Regions from separate parts of the Homo sapiens genome. Here all the other regions are linked to region 3. Evidence: chromatin contacts called from ENCODE Hi-C data. All regions are on one chromosome and are shown on one strand. The core of a region is the stretch at or near the end of the contact, and the rest is flanking DNA. Distances in the headings are between cores, read along the strand shown. Region 1 holds the start of ZNF225 (zinc finger protein 225). Region 2 holds the start of ZNF235 (zinc finger protein 235). Region 3 holds the start of ZNF576 (zinc finger protein 576).

The links. A loop is a pair of places that touch in the nucleus more often than their neighbours do. Pooled maps may share reads with other maps.
Region 1: a pooled map shows a loop between it and region 3 (7-fold over the local background). The contact joins the promoter of ZNF225 here to the promoter of ZNF576 in region 3. A Hi-C loop is called at or near these places in 5 of 50 pooled maps.
Region 2: a loop to region 3 is called in a pooled map, with 15 times the contacts of the local background. The contact joins the promoter of ZNF235 here to the promoter of ZNF576 in region 3. A Hi-C loop is called at or near these places in 6 of 50 pooled maps.

Annotation. Positions count from the first base shown.
Region 1 is chr19:44,112,055-44,114,754 of GRCh38, reverse strand. It overlaps ZNF225 (zinc finger protein 225), which reads right to left and starts at 1,356. Exons shown (of 5, transcript NM_013362.4): 1 at 1,186-1,356. It overlaps ZNF225-AS1 (ZNF225 and ZNF224 antisense RNA 1), which reads left to right and starts at 1,572. Exons shown (of 2, transcript NR_033341.1): 1 at 1,572-1,933. RefSeq lists an enhancer at 903-1,602 and a silencer at 1,295-1,645.
Region 2 is chr19:44,303,714-44,306,413 of GRCh38, reverse strand. It overlaps ZNF235 (zinc finger protein 235), which reads left to right and starts at 1,389. Exons shown (of 5, transcript NM_004234.4): 1 at 1,389-1,443. RefSeq lists enhancers at 1-476, 1,053-1,606.
Region 3 is chr19:43,595,315-43,598,014 of GRCh38, reverse strand. ZNF576 (zinc finger protein 576) reads right to left here and starts at 1,420. Exons shown (of 3, transcript NM_001145347.2): 1 at 1,272-1,420; 2 at 822-921. The coding sequence starts at 906. It overlaps IRGQ (immunity related GTPase Q), which reads left to right and starts at 1,881. Exons shown (of 3, transcript NM_001007561.3): 1 at 1,881-2,033; 2 at 2,675-2,700. The coding sequence starts at 2,677. RefSeq lists enhancers at 1,386-1,805, 2,206-2,275, 2,461-2,700.

The DNA.
Region 1 (2,700 bases), core at 107-2,606, 520 kb before region 3:
TGAATCACCTGAGGTCAGGAGTCTGAGACCAGCCTGGCCAACATGGTGAAATCCCTTCTCTACTAAAAATACAAAAATTAGCCGGATGTGGTGGCAGGCACCTGTAATCCCAGCTACTTGGGAGGCTGAGGCAGGAGAATAGCTTGAACCCAGGAGGTGGATGTTGCAATGAGCTGAGATCGTGCCATGCACTACAGCCTGGGCGACAAGAGCGAAACTCCGTCTCAAGAAAAAAAAAGAGAGAGAGAGATTTACCACTTCTGTGGTATTCCAGCAAAAAATGCATATTTTGAAGTTAAACGTGAAATACATCAGAAAAACTCCAAATGAACATCTTTGACCAAAATAACTTCATCTATACTCTTCAAAAATAACAAGGATAAAATACCAAGAAAAAACGATGAAAGCTATGCTATCTTTCAAGATTAAAGACTAGAAAAACATGACAACTGAAAGCAACACCCATGCCCGAAGACACATCCTATACACTCTCGGTTGGGGTGAGCATCTCTGTCAAAGAAAAAAGCCAAGGATCACTCACGTAGAGCTTTGCCCTCAGAAGCCAAGAAGTCCCTCCCTGCAGCTCTTTTGGAAAGGTCGGGCTGGGTAAGGAGAAGGCTGTGAAACACTCTGACCGTGGTCGCCGTGCCCCATAAAAGTTAAATGCTCCTCTCCCCTCCTGGAAGTGGATGCAACCCTCGCCTTCCTAAAAGAGAGGTCAGAAGGCGTCCGGGATCACCCAGCGTCTTGCAGGAATCAGGGAGAAGGGCCGGTGCCCCTGCAGCTGGAGTTTCACCCCACCCGGGGACCTGACAGGCTTCGTGGGAAATTAACAAGAGACCACCAGTCACCAAGTGACAGGGGCTGCTTTAAGGCTCTCATTTGTGTTACCGCTTTCAGTTCCCAAAACGATTCTATTAGGATGGTCCTAAACTCCCCATCTTAAAGAACTGTAACGGGAGACCCAAGGAGATTAAGTAACATCCCAGCGTTTTATCGCGAGGAAGTGGCCACGCGCGTGGGGTGCAGGGAGGCCGAGTGGGCGAGCTCAGAGCCCCGGAGACCCTAAAACCAGGCGAGACGCGACCCGACCAAGTCCCAAACACCCCGGGGACGCGAGGAGAGCCCCAAGCCCAAGAAGGCTCCACTGACGAGAACGAAAACAGCGGCCCCGCTCCGCCAAACCTCTGCTCTCCGACGAGGTTTCTTTTCCCCTAATTCGATCACCAGTTCGTTAAGGATCCAATGCGTAGGTCCAGGAAATTCAGAAGGGTCTCGCGGAACTGACCCAAACTACCAGGGACAAAACTGCAGCAACCTCACAGTAACGGAGCGGAAGTGGCCCGCTACTCCACTGAGTGTCTGGACTCCACTTCCCAGAATTCCTGAGACAAACTGACCGCGACGACCCCGAGCGTCTGGACTACACTTCCCAGAATTCCCTGGGATCCACCTGCCGGAGTCAAATTGACCGAGACTCCACTGAGCGTCTGGACTACATTTCCCAGAAATCCCCTGATTCGCCTGCCGGAGCCAAGCTGACCGCTACTCCACTGAGCGTCTGGACTACCATTCCCAGAATTGCTTGTATCCTCCTTCTGGAGCCAGTGTGTACGACTCCACAGAGCATTTGGATTACACTCCTCCGAATGCTGAAGGAAAAACGCTCAAAATCTCATTCTTCAGGGGGAAGCGTTGCCACTCCGAGGTGCCCACTGGGAACGAATCCCAAAGCCACGAGCGCCTGCCTAGTGGGGAATGTGAACTGTTATCCTGAGAGTCGTCCTTCTCTCTCCCTGGTCCAGGACAGAAAATACTGAATAGACAGGAATTTCTGAAGTCTAAACGCCTCCAATGATAACAGGAGTGTTATTGGAAAGGGAACAAGCGAGAAGACACAGTCTTCGAGGAGTTAAGTTTTGCTAATCTAATGGTAAGAAATGGTTTCTAAATGTAGTTTTAATTTGTATTTGTTCTTTTGTAAATAAAGTGGAACATCCGTGCATATTTTCCGTTGCCACTATTATAGTCTTTGTGAATTGGTCAAATAGTTTGCCCACATTTCTATTGAGTGTTTAGTTTTTTCCCCTCCGTTAAGTATTATTTACATACTCATATTAACATTGTATCAAATATTGCTCAACCAAAAAGCTTTTTTCCTTTGACTTGTTTTTCGCTATGCAAAACGTTTTTAACGTGGTCGTTTTATTATTTAAAAAATATTTTTGAGGTGTAATTCACAAAACAAAATTATTTTAAGGCACATAATTCAATGGCAATGGCATCTAGTACGAATACAGTGTTGTTAATATATACGAGTTAAGAAGCCATCACTTAGGCAGATAGGGTATGGGAGCCCTCGGTAAGGCTTTTCTTTTTAATGAAAAGCAGCCCCAAATTATTTCCCTTCCTAAGGAAGAGCAGCCTGTAAAATCCAGCTGCCGCAGACATAGATACCAGCAGTTGTGCCAATCATGTTAAAGATGGCGGCTCCATCTTCCCTTCTCTTTGTCAGCCACGTGCACAGTAAGAAGCTGGCAAGATGGGCCAATCAACTGGGAAGCCTATTTGCATAAGAAGATTAGGGTGGGGCGACCAGCCTTCCCCACGCACTATGTAAACGTCATAACTGATCGAACCAATCTATGACCCCTATGTAAATCAGACACTGCCTCCTCAAACTGGTCTGTAAAACTCAGC
Region 2 (2,700 bases), core at 140-2,639, 710 kb before region 3:
AAAAGAGCACACTGAAGAGACCGGCAGGCCAGCAGGCCATTAACCGGTGGAATAACGCAGTTTGGCCTGGGTAGTCGGAGGAGCGCCCAGGCCGCTGAGAGGCTGACTCCAGGCGAAAACCATCTCCCTTCTGGCTCCCCCTTCTGCTGAGAGCTACTTACAAATCGTTCTCCAAGGTTTCTCCAATCCTTGCACTCTTTCTCCAAGCCTATGTGTGATGCGATTCTTCTGGTACACCAAGGCAAGAACCTCTGGGATACAGAAAGCCCTCTCTTGCTTGCGATAAGTCAGGGGTCTAATTGAGCTAACACAAGCCTCCTACAGATGGCTGAACTAAAAAAGCACCCTATAACACACGCCCACTGGGGCTTCAGGAGCTGTAAACATTCACCCCTAGACACTGCCGTGGGGTTGGAGCCCTACAACCTGCCCGTGTGCATGCTCCCCTAGAGGTTTGAGCGGCTGGGCACGAAGAAGCGAGCCACACCCCATCACATGCCCTGGGAGAGGGAGAAGTGAACTTTTCCCGTTTCATCACAATTTACTTTCGGCACTAACATGATTGTTCAGCTGTCTTCATCAGCAGGCCTTTATTCCAGGAGATTCCTGCCCAAGCAAACTGTTTAATTGTTCATTATGGGAACTTCCACAGAGACCCATCAAATTTTCAATCTCTTCCAAAGAAAGTGTCAATAGATTGCAATTTAAGATTCTTTGCTTCAAAAATCCTTGCTATATCCACCAATCCTGGACTGTAGTATCATGATCATTATGCAATACTAATAAAATCCCTTGCATTGAAAGACCCGCCTTAAACATCCAGTTCTCAATCAGTTCCAACCTTGCCTTGACACTTTGCTCTGTGAAGGTGCCAACGCTCCGTCGAAGTGTTGTTCTCCATTACTGCAATCAACAATAAATTCTGTTTTTTGTCTTATCAACAGGTTGAGTTGATGATATTTGGGGAGCCGGCATTTGACACAAGTTTGAGATCTGGTGTTCCTTAACGTTCAGCGTCCATCGGAGCTCAGCCTAAGTCACTTTTACGCTTCCCATTTTAGCCTACCCTCTGCTTCTGCGAAAAATTTTGGTTTCTAACTTATTTTAATAATACAAGCTGCACTTTTCATTTTTATATGTCATCACTTTAAAAATTTTACAATTATTTTCTCATGAGCTTTTAAAAATGAATAAAACAAAAACGAATCTCACAGTAGTAGCACCAGAGAAGTGGCTCAAACCCAACCGGCTTGAGTCAAAACAAAGCCCAGCTGGTGGGAAGCGCTGCCCTTGGAGCATTCTGGGAACTGTAGTCCAGGAGTGAGAGAACTCTGAGACGCTTCCGCTTAGGAATTCTGGGAAGTGGAGTCCACGAACCGTGGGCACTCGGAGGCACTTCCGCTCCAGGAAGGCGAGGTCGGATCTGAGATATCTCCCAGGGAGGTGAGTCAGCTCCGGGTCTCCAAGACTTCTCCGAGCCCTCTTTGCCTAGGCGTGGGGCCAGCAATGAACCCGTCCTTGGCTTGGGGAAGAGAAGCCGCGGCCAGCGCTGGAGGGCGGGGTTGGGAGGCTGCGGGAGTTTGCGTCCCCTCGGCAGAACCTCTTGCGTGGGAGGCGGGCTCGCGTCGTCCTTCGAGGTTGAGGGTCTGCTGCCCTAGCCGTCCTCACGCACCTACCAGCCAGTCCTGCCTGCTCCTCGCAGTAAAATATTGGGCAAGTTACTTAATCTCTCCTTGTCTCAGTTTCCTCGTGCCTGTAAAGGGTTAGTGCGTTCCCAGTGATGTTCTTGTGAGAATTAAATGAGGTTTTATAGAAATAAGCTTAAAACCAGTGCATAGGAAAATGTTGGATGCCACCGTTAATTCTGTTATAATACTGAAAAAGACGCCTGTTGTTTGGAAACTCCTCTGAGTCTAGGAGATCCAGCTACGGAGCCGCTGTCCCTTCTCTAATCCTTGCCTGATGTGGGGCCGTTCCTGGATTCTTGGACTTTTCTAGCCTCTTGTTTAGGAGACAGGAATTAGTTCCAGCGGAGCCTGGGGAATGTCCTGTGTGTTTTATCTCAGATAAGCGATCGTCATTACGGATTTGCAGAGTGCCAGAGGTGTCCTGAGGCCCTAATAAATGTTCAGTATAATGTGGTTATAACCAATAATCCCGTGTGGTTAACTTAAGTGTAACACCATTTCTTAGAGAGTTTTAGGTTTTTATTAGTCATTGCTTTCATGCATGTGGAAAAAGAGACTTTCTTGAGGCTCCTCCAGCTTAGTAACATTTGCAAGTAATTACATCTGTTGGAGGAAAAAAAAACCTGTGGCAGTTTAACTATCATTACCAACGGAACTAATTATGTTAGACAACCAATCACAGTTACAGACTTTTCTGAGGGTAATGGTAACTCACAGGACAGAGCAATTATTTTTGAGTTCTGGGTTTCTTAAAAGATTCATTTTCTAGAAAGCATACTCAAAAGGGCAGTTTTATGAAGCATAATAGCACTTGCTTGTCAGAAGCTGCAGGAAATAGAGAATACAGGCATTATTATTGTCCCCATTCACAGGTAACTGAATTAAGGCACAGAGAGATTAATAATTCGCTTAAGGTTTATACTGCTGATCAGTTGAAAATAGGTAGAAATGCCAAAATTTGAAGCCAGGCATTTTGGCTCTGTTACATTCCCCTGCCTGTCTGTGTCTCATT
Region 3 (2,700 bases), core at 171-2,670:
CAGAGCAAAACAATTTTGCTTGAACCTTCCCCAAAATCACCACCCACAAGCCCAAATCCTGTGTCGTTTTTACCATTCTTAGTGAGACACCCCACAGTCCCCCCATGGTCTGTGTTCATTGCAGTGAGAAACCCAACGTGTTCAACTGCAGGTGTGTTCCTGGTAGTCTCTGGCTCAAGGGCATTGAGACTACAGCTCTTGTTACAAATACCTCTCTCTGCCTCAGTTCCCAGTTTAAAGGGCCTATTATTAGAAGGACTCAATGAGATAATGAATGTTAAAATGGTTCATAATATGAGAATAAATACACCTAGCTCATAATAAAACACTGAGCAGGAGGTGTTGCTATTACATGTCAAACTGGCTACCATCATTAACCCCTAGCTTTCCCCTTTGCTGCAGTTAATCCCATACCCACCCTGTGAGGTGGGAAGTACCACCCTCTTTTGACAGTCAAGGAAACCAAGGCCCAAGTTACACTGAAAGTCTAGGGCAGAGTTGGGACCAGAATCTTGGGGTTTCTCTCCCAATAGAACCATTCCCAGCCACATCTCCAACCCAAGCCTCTCCTGGAAGCCACCCTATCCCTCTGAATGCATAAGCATTGCAATCCTGCTTATGTGGCCAGAGGAGGGTGAGTACTCTGGCCACATAAGCTGGTGTGAGGAGATGCACTTCCTGCTAGAGCAGCTCAGGGACCATTACAGCCCCTTCTCAACAGGCAAAACTCTGTGGCGCCTTGGACACCGAAGTGCCACAGAGATCTTAGCATCAGCTCCTGCACCCCACCCTCCTCTAGCCCGCCAGCCATGTGTACTCACAGATGTTGCCTCCTGGGCTCTGGGGACTTCTCTCCTTGGGTGAATCCTGCTGCTTCATGTTCTCTTCAGGGTTCGGGTCCTCCATGGTGCTGGGACCCTTCTAGTCAGGAGAGGAGCGTGCATAAGTGAAGCTGTTCATCTGTTACCAGTCTTAGAGGGCACCCTAAGTCTATGACCTTTGACATCGCCAGAGGCTCTCCTTGCCTGCCTTTGACCCCTACGACATACTATCTCCTTGAACTCTAATTGATGGAGTTCTTGCTAAAAGAAGCTTCAAACCTCCCAAAGGACTGGATTTCCTGGGTTTGGGACTCCCCTAGAGTCTTCTCACTGGTGTGACCTATGACCTGCTGCATCAAACTAACTCCCTGAACTCAGCGTGGAAGCCTTGATCTTTGACACCAGCGTCATCCCAATCTCAAGTGTCTTGGGGCAGGTAGTGATACCCACCCTTTATCCCAGTTCTTCCCGGGAAACATCCTCTGACATCCTGTGATTTTTGTTCCGCCCAGAGCCCCCGCCTCCCACGCGCGCTTGCAGCTGCTATCCCGCTACCCTCAAGCGCTGCCTACAGGTTCCTGCTCCCAGGCCTCAGTTTTCCTCCTTACAGCAGAGGGCTGCCTTTCGCTGCGCCTGTCAGCCGCTGGCTACAGCGCCGCCCCAGAGAGAAGTGGGATAGGGACCACTCAGTCTCAGGGCCCCCGTGGTTTCCGCGCCCTTTTGCCAGATGAGCCTCTCGGAGCCGAGATCCCGGATTTGCCATCCGGCAGTAGTATAGTCGCACCAGCCCGGTCCTCAAAATAACGGGAGGGGTCCTTCTCTGCCCTATGGCGCGTTTGATGACGTTCAGCCTCCCGCGGCTTAGCTAGCTAAGCCTTTTGCGCATGCGTGGGTAGGCTCTCGTGGCGCGCAGGCGCGTTGACTCATTCATTGTTCTAGGCCCTGAGGCCGCCAAAGAGGGGCGTGCACACTTCGGCCGTTCTGCGCAGGCGCGGCGAAGGGCTGGGTCTCTGCTGTCGGCCTTCCAAGACACACCCCCTTGGGAGAGGGAGTGACGTCAGGTTAAAGCTACCGGGACGGGTCCCGGCATCTCTAAATCACCGCTCCCTGGCCTCTTCGGCCTCCGTCCGCCGCGGCCCAGGGGCCGGGCTTCTCAGCTGCTGACCTACTGCCACCGACTGCGCTCTCTCCCGTGGGTCGGCTTTTTGCTCGGTTGGTGATTTGGAAGGGGGAAGGGGAAAGATGAAAATAACAATGTGTCCGAGGGAGGAGGGACTGGAAGCCAGATTTCTGAGGTTTTATTTTTATTTATTTTTCAGAGAGGGTCTTGCTCTGTCGCCTGGGCTGGAGTGCGGTGGTGTGATCACGGCCCACTGCAGCCTCCAAGTCCTGGGCTCAAGCGATCCTCCCGCCGCAGCCTTCCGAGTAGCTGGGGCTACAGGCGCACACCACCATGCCCGGCTAAATTTTATTTTTTATCGAGACGGAGACTCTACCAGAGAGTCCCCCCACATGTTGGCCAGGCTGGTCTCGAATTCCTGGCCTCAAGCGATCCTCCGGCCTCGGCCTCCCAAAGCACTGGGATTACAGGCATGAGCCACCGCGCCTGATTTCAGAGTTTTTGAAGCAGAAAGGGAAACGTTTCCATCTAGAGGGAGGGCGGACAGACAGGACGCCTGGGATTCTGGGGGAATAGGGTCTGGGCTCTGGATTTTTTAGGTCCTGGAGAGTGACACTCAAGAACCGAAGGGGACAGGGTGAAGGACTGAGGCCTGGGTTCCGAGTGGGGCGGCTAGGAAAGGAAAAGGCTAGGTGCTCCCTGACCCAGGTCTTCTCTACCCGTTGCTTTCCAGCCATGCCTCCGCCGCAGGGTGACGTG